Regions from separate parts of the Homo sapiens genome. Here region 1 is linked to region 2. The links are chromatin loops, found by intact Hi-C in ENCODE. Cell type or tissue: transverse colon. All regions are shown on one strand. Region 1 overlaps PLEKHA5 (pleckstrin homology domain containing A5). Region 2 overlaps PIK3C2G (phosphatidylinositol-4-phosphate 3-kinase catalytic subunit type 2 gamma).

Region 1 (2,500 bases), 700 kb before region 2:
CCCACTTCAACTTCCCCCAAGTAGTAGGTACTACAGGTATGCACCACTATGCTTGGCTAATTTTTAAGAATTTTTTACAGAGATAGGGTCTTGCTAGGTTGCCCAGGCTGGTCTCAAACTCCTGGCATCAAACGATTCTCCTGCTTTGGCCTCCCAAAGTGCTGGGATTACAAGCCGAAAAACTGCGCCTGGCCTTGAATTTAATAGTTATGTGCATTCTGATTTAAAGAAAGCCCAAGAATAAGACTGGGAATTAGAGAGCAGTAGGCCTTTGCTGCCTCCATATTACTTGTCTCAGGAGATCCTTGCATTGTACCAACCTGCAGAAACTGGTAATGGAGGACAGTCAGAGAAGAGGTGATAATGGCAGGGGACAAGACAGGGGTGGGTTGGGAGGACAGGGCTTGCTCCCTCCCTCTCCCAAATAAACTCGATCTCTGCCTGTAACCCAAGCCTTTCCTTGTGCTTGGCCAGGAAGGATGACTCCTTGCCATTAGCAAAGTTGGGTGACAGAACATAAGAGACAGAGAATAAATACTTATATCTGATCATTATAAACAAAAGACGTAGTAATGAAGCTATAACAGCTAAAACACAATTTAAACCAATATTTTAATCAGTAGCTCAGAAACCAATCTCCACCAACACAGCATCAAAGAAACCTGGGTTCATAATGACAAGACAGACACTTACCCCCTGGTTTCTTCTTCATGACCCCTCCCCTTCTGGATTTTAATCCACTGTTCCAACTGCTGCATTGAATTTGTTCTCTGTATGACTCGATCGGCCTCTGTGTATAAGGGCCCTGTATTGGGGCGATTTCCACCTCTAAGATCTGCCAGGCTAACATTGACTATTTTGTTCTCTGAACTGCTCAAGTTGATTGGTCTGTAGTGCACAGTCTGAGCAGGGCATGCTGACCCACTCTCATATTCAGATGGCAGAGAATTCAGCTTTACACTATTAATTTTTGTTAAGGGTCTATCTTGACCATCCTTCTGAAATCCATATTTTTCAGCTTCTAATGCCTTTTTTTCTTCAATTTTGCTCATTTCCTTGTTTTTTTGATTGTTTTGGATCTCTGGTTTAATTAGCACTCTATGGTTGGGAATGTTATTGGTTTCTTTAGTTGGTGCATTTTCAGATGTAATCTTGTCCACTCTGAAATCAGAGAAGAAAATCATAGTAAATCAGATGAAATAATGTACATATTACTTCTGGGATTCAATCTAGGAAAAATTATACTTTACGGGGGTGGGGGCCAGGGGACTGGAAAGGGTCACAGTGGACAAGTCTACACAAATACCCAATGCTGTGATATTAACATTCAAGCACAACACCAGAATGTATAAACAGAAAGGGGGAAAAAGAAAACATAAAGAACTAGAGCGTAAAAAGTGATGTGTGCTCCCACCATTAGGAATCTGAAAATAAAGCAAATTAAGATTGCCTTATGACAGTTAAACCACAAAGTCTACACTTAAAGGACCACAGTAGATAGTCCCTTGAAAGGAGCCACATGGCTCCCAGCCAAGGTTAGCTGCTTGTTGACTCATGAGACAAACATGAGTCTGGTTGTGGAAATGGCTGCAACAGGAAATCATAGTCTGATGCTATCAAAGATCTGAACCATATAATTAACTCCTTTTGTTTGTATTCAAGAGGAACTCAGTATGATTTTAGAGCTCTTGGAGTCTGACTGCACATGTCCAGCTTGCAACTCTGTTCTTACTAGCTGAGTCTTCAGGCAAAGTACAGAACACTTAAAGTGCCTATGCTTCCTCTTTGGTAAATGGGTATGATTGTGCCACCAAGATCAGAGGGTTCTTGTGAGAATCAGATGAGTTAATGAGTGGCTGGCACAGACCTTATTTTACCATTATAATTCCAACACATCAAGCAATCTTGGGTTAGAATCTGGCATCCCATGTCCACCTGGCCACTGAAAGAATGAGCTCGTTAACAGCATGTGTCTAGGTCACTCGACAGTTGTACTTGCTCACTATTCTAGTTGCCATATCTAGGTCTTTCCCTGAGCCTAATCACTTCCAGACTCTGAAAAGATCAAGCTGAGTGTGTGAACCTGCACGAAACTGCCAAGATCATGCCACTCTAGGAGGCCTCTCAGGAGCCAGCCAACCCTCCATATTCCAATAAATAAAAATGCTTCTATCAGAAACTAGGTGTGGTAATGCTGCCAATGTTTATGACGTGTGGAAAGGATGTAGATCTATATACATATATCTGTAATCAACTATAGATGAAGATATCTAGAAGCTTTGGAATATGGTCACCAAGGAAAAAAAATTAAAAAAAAAAGGTGACTATTTTTCTTGGAGTAAAGTTATGAACCATCCATATATTTAGGTTAAATATAAACCATGGCTTCTAGATTGGAGGCAACATTAGACATTGGGAAAATTTACTAAGATAGACTATGTGCTTCTTTCTCTTGAAAAATAAAAGTTGGCCAGGTGTGGCCACTGATGCCTGTAATCCC
Region 2 (2,500 bases):
GTAGTTTGTGTATAAAATATATTTAAATGAGTTATATATTTTGGAACCATGAGCAATTATTTAAATAAAAACTTGATAAGATATAAGAATAAACAAGTTTAGAGACCATGGCTAATCACTTCTCAGATGCAATCTTTCAGTCCCTTAGGTTTTCAATAGCAGCAGAAGTTTTATAGGCTAGTATGTGCTAATGATTTTGTTATTCATTTACTCATTCAAAAACACTAATAAACATTGGTAAGAGTATTAGTGCTAGACATGGGGTAAAAATAGAGATAAATATAGTCATTTTGTTCTTTAAGTTTCTAAACAGGAGAAAGCGTGTAACCATAATGTTTTGTTTTTGCAGTTCTCTTTGCCTAGCACGACTTTTCCCGATTTCCAGTTACCAACTGCTACTTGCCCTTTAATATCATCTTAAATGCCATACCATCTGGGATGCCTTCTCTACCTCACTTGGAATTAGTTGAGTACACCTCCTTAGGTGCTCAGGCAGTTGCCCTTTGACACAACATAGCATCTCCAGCTGAGAGTCTACCAGCCTTGAAATAATATTGCAGCACAATGTTCTTGTATCAAAATTTGCTAAGAATCAATAATATAATAGAATACTTGAGTACCTGCTATGTTGGAGGCCAAATGACTGACCATATTTAAACTGAAAAATAAATGGGAAGATATTTATTGTCTGAGACGATGGTTCTCAAATACTACCATGTATTGAGATCTTCTGGAGGACTTGTTAAAAACAAAGATTGCTGGGTCCCACCTCTTAAGTTTCTGATTTAGTAGCTCTAGATAGGGCCAATATTTAACATTCTTATATCAGTTTCAAGGTGAGGTTCCCAGCACCATATAGGAACTATAATTTGAGAACCACTTGTTTTCTTAGTAACTGCTGAAAGGGATCTAAAAGCTTCACCTCTTCTTGCTCCTGACTATATGCAATCTAATGCAGTCCTGATTGACAGCTCAGGTTTTCTCTAACAGTGCTTAGGACCCCTATGACCTAGGATTTTCTTCTTTAAGTACATCTATTTATCATTAAACCACAATATTACTGAACTAGGAGGCACAGCAATAAGCCAACATGCTGAGTCAGTGAGTCTATTTTACAATTAGGAGGCTATTTTGTATATATGCATTGATATATTTTTAAATTTCAGTAAGTTTTTTTTATATGTACTGATTCAATCTATTATATAGCATGTAACAAAAGAAATTTAAACCATGACTTGAGATGTAATTTCATCTAAAGGCTTTCCCAAGATCCAGTGGAAAAGAAATGTTGTTGAACTGACAGCTGAGAAAAAAATAAAGCTCTTTTGCCCTTTAGTAAGTTCTAGTTACGGGGTTAGCTGTTTTCCTACTGTTACAATGCCTGTAATTTACTTTGAAATATGTCTGTATGTGCAACATGATATTATATATATGTCTCTTAAGTCAAGGTATAACCCAAGTGCTGCTAGCATTTAATCAAGACTGCAGAGTCGAGTCTAGGAATGACCTGTTAATGCCCTAATCAAAGATGCACAATTGGGGCAGTGGTATGGGGAGGGAAAAAGGAGGGGGTTTTTAGTATTCTAATCAAGAAGCCCATTCTAGATGCAGTCAGTACATGTGCTTCTGTTATTCACTCAGAACTTGATAATAGGCATTTTAGTAACTAGCAAACTGAATGTTACAGATAAGTTTTTCTTTATAAAAATGGTGGCTTATTGACTAGTCGCGTTAATATTAGAAATGGGTTCTCATGGGTGACATTAAAGTTATCAAGATCTGAGGACTAGCTAAAAATATTCTATAACTGTTCTTCACTCTTACATCAAAACGCAAAAAATCCAAAAGGCCTTGTACTCTTTACTTTTAAGGATAATGTTTCAGATAAATCACTAAAAGATCCTGTGTCTCTCCAAGAAATCTAGAATATTCTGTTAGTTTGGTGCCTCCCTATGAAATGTAGCATTCATCTCAAATAAGATGAGTCCTTCATACAGGATGATGATATGAGAACCTAACAGTAAAGAAAATTAGAGCTCCTTTTAGCATTCAGAAGTTGTATGTTCTGTGCATATATAGAGTACGTGTGTGTATTTGTGTGATCTTAAAAGCCTTTTTTGATCCACATGTGAGATGGGACAGAATTAGGGTTTAGCATTTCCCTTCAATTTTCTAGGCTATTCTCAGAGCCACTGGTGGGTAGCAGCAAACAGCCCAATAAGAAATCCTTTAATACTTTTTGGGCTGGAAAGTGACCACAGACTGAGACCCTACAATAGCAACCTATGAGAGAATGGCTGTAGTAGAGCACAAGAAAGAGACGGAGAAGCAAAATGGCAGCTATCTCTTAAAACCAGGGGTAGCTTGGGTGATGGCTGCAGTTTTAGACTCCATTTTCTGGTGATAGTAGGTTAGGCCATTTTGTCCAAATATCCTAATGAGAATAATTGAAACAGCTAGACATTTGCTTTTTAAACTTTGCTGGAAAGTGTTAGACAGC

What was found. Hi-C counts contacts between places; a loop is a spot of excess contacts. Peaks named below come from ENCODE experiments on the same cell type or tissue, not always from the same donor. Only the 100,000 strongest peaks of a DNase experiment are listed, where the experiment ranks them.
Region 1: a loop joins it to region 2, with 5 times the contacts of the local background. A loop is called at or near these places in 1 of 110 quality-filtered maps.

The regions. Positions count from the first base shown.
Region 1 is chr12:19,273,177-19,275,676 of GRCh38, reverse strand. It overlaps PLEKHA5 (pleckstrin homology domain containing A5), which reads right to left. Exons shown (of 32, transcript NM_001256470.2): 11 at 694-1,161. Among named protein-coding and RNA genes, the nearest start is that of PLEKHA5, 140 kb to the right of the region's middle. In transverse colon, no CTCF peak of the experiment used is centred here; a DNase peak (open chromatin) is centred at 1,536; H3K27ac peaks cover 509 bases.
Region 2 is chr12:18,573,593-18,576,092 of GRCh38, reverse strand. The region is part of intron 29 of PIK3C2G (phosphatidylinositol-4-phosphate 3-kinase catalytic subunit type 2 gamma); the gene reads right to left. Among named protein-coding and RNA genes, the nearest start is that of PLCZ1, 160 kb to the left of the region's middle. In transverse colon, no CTCF peak of the experiment used is centred here; no DNase peak of the experiment used is centred here.